Regions from separate parts of the Homo sapiens genome. Here region 2 is linked to region 1. A link is a contact called in ENCODE Hi-C or POLR2A ChIA-PET data. All regions are on one chromosome and are shown on one strand. The core of a region is the stretch at or near the end of the contact, and the rest is flanking DNA. Distances in the headings are between cores, read along the strand shown.

Region 1 (3,496 bases), core at 815-3,314:
CATTGTATTCCTTGGAAGAATGTTCTAGTGCAAAGTTTTCTGATGGAAGAGATTCTTAAGGCATGAAGTAGGTATGGACTCCTCTCCTCTCCAGTTGAAAAGACAGAATCTGTCAAGCTGGAATCATGGTTCTCAACCAGGACATTTGGGAACATCTGGAGGCCTTTTTGATGGTCACCACTGGGGTGAGGGTAGGGGGTCTTCTGGTATGTAGTGCATAGAGGAGGCCAAGGATGCCACTAAACATCCTATAAAGCACAAGACACTCCCCCAACATACACAGGAAAGATCACCCAGCCCTGCATGTCAATAGTGCTGAGGGTGATAAATTGTGAATCAGAATGATACACAACAAGGATAGGTAAACTTTTTCGGTAAGAGGCCAGATAACAAATCTCTTAGGCTTTGCTGCCACATAACCTCTGCTGCAATTACTCAACTTGGCCTTTGTAACACAAAGTAACCATAGACAATAGTGAACAGGCATGGCTGTGTACCAGTGAAATTTTATTTACAAATACAGGTGGCAGAACCCCATTGGCCCTCTTGCGTTAGTGTGCTGTCTCCCGATAGAAGTCATTTCTACCCTTAGAGATTCCTCAAATTCTTATTTCTCGAATTGGAAAGAATTCCAGTTGGCACAATGACCCTTTGATAGAAGTCTAACTGTAGGAATTACATCCAAGATGAGACAGGATCTCTAGTTTGCAGCAGGAAAATGGAATCTGTAGAATGACACAAATTTTTTAAAAGTTACTCTCGTCTTTGAAAAGAAATACTTTTTTAACTAAGATTTTGCAAAACAGATTTAAAGATTGACGAGCTGGTCAAAAAACAAAAACAAAACAAACAAACAAAAAACAGAAAACAGACAAATGAACAAACCAGGGTACATAAAAACACACTAGTTTTCTAAACCAGAGATGCTTATTTTCTAGCACATGGTGCCATAGAGAGTTGACAAATAGATTCATGGGGTTTATAAACTTGCTGAAACTGAACAGAAAATGGTGTGTGTGTGCGCGTGCATCCTCATATATATGATATTCTTGATCTTCTAAAAATTTTTTACTGCTAAATCATACAAGGTAATTTAGAGAGTATGTTTCAAGAATGAGCTACTTCTCTAAGGCTGCCAGCATAATTAAAAAGTACTACATGATAGCAAATTTGGTTCTACGTCTGGATTTTGTTGTATTTGTTGTTGTTGTTGCTTTTCAGACAAAGTCTCGTTGCGTCACCCTGTCTGGAATGCAGTGGTGCAATCACAGCTCACTGAAGCCTCAACCTCCCAGGTTCACGCAATCCTCTCATCTCAGCCTCCAGAGTAGCTGGGACTACAGGCACATGCCACCACACCTGGCTAATTTTTGTATTTTTTGTAGAGACAGGGCCTCACTTTGCTGGCTGGGCAGGCCTCAAACTCCTGGGCTCAGGCGATCCGCCCATCTCGGCCTCCCAAAGTGCTGGAATTACAGGCAAGAGACACCATGCCCAGCAGGTTCTATGTCTTTGACAGATTCAACTAGTCACAAGTTACCACATTGTTTCTAATCAACAACCTGGCCTCCAATTCATGTCATACTCAATTTGGTCATATAGCAAAGGCCCATTTCTGAGTCTAAAGTTTTGGTACATGCTTAGTATTTATTCTTTGTACTGCCTTGTATGAAAACCGTCTAAGAAGGCTTGCAAAGATAAGTAGGCATAGTGAGATGATGTGAATTTGTAAAAGGGGGTAAAAAGAAAACATGTAGAGACATAAAATGGGGCCATTAATAGAAATGTTTCTACTACAAAGTTCTTCCCATACTATATCAGACATGTCATTTGGTTTATTCGTGCTTCTATTTCCTAATCATTAGACTTGAAATCAATGATTTCTACATGACATTTTCCTTATACTCAGGATTTATCAGTGTACAGTAATCAGTCAACAAACATTTACTAAATCTCCATTGTGAGCGTAGCATTTTATTAGTGGTACAGTGAGTCAGAAGTAAGAGTTTCGCCTACTGAATCATTAACCCCATTTCCTGTATTAAGTGTGCCCTTTTGGGAGTTTCCTCTGTCATCTGGTCCCACAGTAATCGGCTTATGAAATTAGACTTAAATTACAGCCTAACTAAAGCAAGTTCATATGGGGCTCCATAGAATGAGAAAGCAAAGAATAGGAGAAAGAGCAATAAATGCGACAGAGAGTGAAACAAGGAATACTTTGATGAAAAAAAAAAACCACAATGACTTGCAAACACTTTCTTTTAGACATTATGAAACACTAGATTTAAAAAAAAATAAGAGAAATAGATCTAAAATGGGAATGAAATTCTGCAAATCTTCCATGGAGGTCATTGGAGTCACCAACATGAGGAAAAATAAATAATATTCTTTTCCTAGGGGAAAGGGTGTAGGGTTATTCGGCAAGAAGAAAGGGTAAAGAATTTCTCTTTTAAGACTTACAACTGTCAAGACTTAACAGTACTGACCATGCCAAAATTCATTCCTCAAATGTCATATAGCTCTTTATAAAGGTGCTCTATTAAATTTAAAGCTTTAATTTGCTTGTTTGGCGAGCCCCCCACTCACACCATACTAAGTCAGAATCCGAACATTCTAGTTTTCTTCTTTTTTGCTTCCGCTGCATAAAGTTAAAATGCTGAATCATTGTGATGCTCATGGAGGACATAGACATTCTTTAAATTATGGAACAGAGCTACATCTTGCTGCTGTACAGCAGGAAAGTAGAACCGCTCCAGGCAACAAGCACTTAGTCTCTATTTTTATGGTTGTTACCATGTAGTCACAAACAAAAATTGATGATGAAAGAATTAAGTTAATCTATCTCGTGCAATATCATTAGTCACTTCCCAGGTTCTGGAGCTCCCTAAAGCAAAGAGAGAATAAAATTTCAAAATATGACACTGCTGGTTGGTTTTATAGATATCAAGTTGGTACAGGCACATAAATCAGAATCTATTCAAAGTAAGGAGCAGATGTTTGAATTATTCCAACAAAGTAAAATCATCGTCTCTCTTACATGCTACAAATCCACAGCCTTTTCATGAGTATGAAAGCTGCAAAAAAAAAAAAAAACCTGGGATTCAACATCTAGATAATTTACATTCCCTTTGAGCTCTTAGCACCAAAGCAGTGGGACCTGAGGACATCCTAGTATTTCCATTGCCACGATGACCATTTGTGGCAAGCAGTCTCTCTGCAGACGGAGGCAGAAGTAGGCAGAAACCAATCCCATTGAATTTTTAAGATAATGATAATCATCTTTCTTCTTAGCATTTTATTCTAAGCTATCCTTCCAACCAAAATTATGATCATGGTGGAGAGAAAAAATTCAGAAAGTGGAAGAATGTGGAAGGAGGCCACAGAAGAGGTCCTCATTTGAGATTGTTTTTCAACAGACCATATTCTTTCTCCTTTTATGCTCTGCCTCCTTACAATAGGTGGCTTATAGACTTTCACACAGTTCAGGCACATTAAG
Region 2 (3,351 bases), core at 449-2,948, 48 kb after region 1:
GTAACAGTAAGAAGGGTGGGAAGACAGAGTGCTAGTGGGAAGTGTGTGAGCTTGACCAGGAAGAGGAAGTACAGGCCAGAGAAATGTCCCGCCCTTCCACTCAGCTCCACACCCCATGCCACAAAACTACTGTGATTAGAAAAGACAGATGCCCGATTACACCACAGCCTGACTACAGCCTGGCCTTTTAGTCTATGCTGACGGGGTAGACATAGAGTTGACAGTAATCTATGAAGCCAAAAATGTTTGTTTGGCCTGGAAAAAAATTTGAGGTAAGCCTCATGAAACCTCCCTCTAGGACACTCTCCCAGCACCAGAGATGAACAGGTATAGTTGTACTGAGGGCCACTCCACCCTAGACACTCCCACGAAATAAGACTCCATCTTAGAACATAGAAAGTGCCCATGTCATCTGTGACATCGCTCATCTCTTGAAAGAAGAAAATCTTCCAGAGGTGGTACCATTTGTTGTTGAGTTATTGGAAGATTTCAAATTCCTCATACAAGGCGCGTTGAGGATACCTGACACCCAACTTGAATGTAGTGCCCAATGCTTATACCATCTCTTCCTGTAACTTTGAAATTGAACTTATTCCACTTTTTACTTTTGGTGGGAAAGATTTCTCTAGTTAATTTTTTTTCCATTCAACAGTCATTTATTGAGCTCCCATTGTGTGTCAAGCAGAAGTGTTTCCTGCCATCTAAGGGAAACTAAAGTCGTAAACAAATACATGATAAAATGTGTGATAAGCGCTATGAGAAAAGTAAACATAGGATGCTAGAGGTGAGGCGGGGACAGAAGAACTGAGTAGATTCTTTAAACCAGTTTCCTAAGTAAAATTCCCCTCCTAAAAGAATTCTCTTTTGGCTACTTGATGCTGGTTACTAATGGAATTCCTGACTAGGATACTAATTTTTTACATAAGTCCCTTATTTAAACTTCCAGGTTTTAAAATAATACTTCATTCAATCATTCAACTGTTATTTTAGCACCTACTATGTGTACAAGTAACTCGTCTTTTGCTTTTCTACATCATGAACCAATGATTTAATGAGCCTCAAGATACCCAGAAAATTTCAACCCCTGAGGAGAAATATCTCAGTCTTTTGCTTGTTATTCTTTGCTCAGCTCTCTGGAAAGAATTCTACAAGAGTACCAGTGAGACATCTAAAATAAAAATAAAAACCACCTTACTGATCCAGGGAAATTTTACGTCAGCATATCAAATTATATCCAAATAGCCAATATGAAAATTGCTATCCAGATTTCATAGCATGATCAAACAATAACAAGAAAAAAACAGTTCCTTCAAAATATGATCGAGGTAAGATAACCAACAATGTTTATCTTCCCCTGAGCTATTGTGATGATTAATAAGATAATGTTCACAAAGGACTTTGAAGGAGTAATGTAATGTACTTTGAAGCATTATCATTTTTTTATTAATGAGTTTTGATTCTGACAGATGCCAGTTGTGCTGCAGCCATGGTAAACCCTTAGTCGTCCCCACAGAGGAAGGGAAATAGGATACGAGGGTGCAGATAGTATGTAGTAGCAGATACACTTGCTCCAGGAGAAAGCCAGATCCTGCTAGGGACAGAAGCTATAAGTAAATCAACTAGAAAACAGTTGGGAGGGGCAGGTGTTATTAGGCTAGTCTGGGCTAGCATAGAAGGAAACACAGTCCAGATCCACATAGAAAAAAATGTAAACAGAAACCCAGGGTTGGCTGGGCGCGGTGGCTCATGTCTGTAATCCCAGCACTTTGGGAGGCCAAGGCCAAGGCGGATCACCTGAGGTCAGGAGTTCGGGACCAGCTGGCCAACATGGTGAAACTCCGTCTCTACTAAAAATGCAAAAATTAGCTGGGTGTGGTGGCAGGCGCCTGTAATCCCAGCTACTCAGGAGGCTGAGGCAGGAGAATTGCTTGAACCCAGGGGATGGAGGTTACAGTGAGCTGAGATCGCACCACTGCACTCCAGCCTGGGCGACAGAGCGAGACTCCGTCTAAAAACAAAAAAAGAAACCCAGGGTTGCGTGAACCAACCAGAGTTCATTGTATTGCATTCATTCATTCACTCATGCACTCTTAGACTGAATATTAAGTGCCTCTCTGTACCAGGTTAAGTGCTAAATGTAAGGGCTATAAAAACAAATAAAACAGCATCTGTGTTTCAGGGGCTTACTTTTCAGTGAGGGGTAGGCAGGAAAAGGAGACAGAGAAACATGGAAACAAGCACTTAAGATTGGAGAGTTGGAAAGTAAGTAGATGAATGAAATAGGTAAAGGTAGAGTCCACTGAGAGGAAGAAGGGCTCCAATTTCAAGGAAGTAAAGTAGTTTGAGAAATTCAAGAAAAATTGCATTTTAAAGGACAGGCAGGGAAGGAAATTTCAGGCAGAGAGAACATTTGTCATATAGACTGCCAGTGTGCATGGCGCCCCCTAGAGTTGTGCCAGTGACCACACCAGACATAGTAACCCTGGAGATGAGGAAAGGTTCAAGTGGCCCACAGTGTAAGGTTAGGCTTGGTCGGAATTTAAGGACCAGTTCTAGAAATTAAGACTTACCCTAAAGGCATTGAGAAAGCTCTTGATGTCTTTAAAAAAAAAAAAAAAAAAAAAAAAGCCAGTAAGTAACCGAACGAAATCGTGGTTTGAAGAGATTTCTTAGCATCATCATAAAATTTGGATTAAAGAGAAGGTTGGGCAGTGAAGAGCTTGTTGTAATTGTCCTTGTGAACAACTTCAAGAAATAGAGAGGAAGGGACAAGATAACACATGTGAAGGAGGTACCATCACACATCACATTTGGATACCGATGATACTGATGAGAGTGAGAATGGGGTCGACAGGGTGCTGGAAGCATCATGAAAGTAATTCTCAGGTTCATGATTTGGGTGGCGGGTAAGTGCACAGCCAGTCACCAAGAGAGGCAAAGGGGAGAAGGGAAAAAAGCCAGAAGGGCGGAAAATTCATGTTTTTCTTCTTATTTTGTTGACTGGCCTCGCCACTCATCCTAGCCCCAAGGAACCTGTGCACCTCCAAGTACAGGTATGTGGTGGGAAGAGAAGAAATACCAGGCAGAGAAACCGGGGCCCCAGAAATAATTCCCTCCCACTTCTCACTTAGGTCTATTGCAAATTTCAAACAAATCCTCTGTCACTACCCTTTCGGATACTTTATTAATGGTGTCTACATGAAAATAAAGGTTCAAATTAAGTTCAGAAAACTTTAAAGCACTTTTTAATGGTGGAATTTTAACATTAAGTATTTATTTTTTACTTTCTTTCTTGTGTTAAATCTTGAATTTTCTAAAAATTATAAGTTTTAACAGGTAGTATTTATACTT

The links. Hi-C counts contacts between places; a loop is a spot of excess contacts on that map. ChIA-PET counts read pairs that join two places held with the same protein, here RNA polymerase II (POLR2A). Pooled maps may share reads with other maps.
Region 2: POLR2A ChIA-PET joins it to region 1 with 20 read pairs in MCF 10A. The contact joins two enhancer-like sites. A Hi-C loop is called at or near these places in 4 of 37 single-sample maps with no recorded cell type and 5 of 50 pooled maps. POLR2A ChIA-PET finds 5 or more read pairs at or near these places in 5 of 52 experiments (A673, Caco-2, MCF 10A and 2 more).

The regions. Positions count from the first base shown.
Region 1 is chr13:73,333,924-73,337,419 of GRCh38, reverse strand. No RefSeq gene overlaps it. Among named protein-coding and RNA genes, the nearest start is that of LINC00392, 230 kb to the left of the region's middle. Within about 2 kb of position 2,064, at least 8 of the 41 ENCODE cell types and tissues checked have a DNase peak (open chromatin) inside an H3K27ac peak, as active enhancers do.
Region 2 is chr13:73,285,483-73,288,833 of GRCh38, reverse strand. No RefSeq gene overlaps it. Among named protein-coding and RNA genes, the nearest start is that of KLF5, 230 kb to the right of the region's middle. Within about 2 kb of position 1,698, at least 3 of the 41 ENCODE cell types and tissues checked have a DNase peak (open chromatin) inside an H3K27ac peak, as active enhancers do.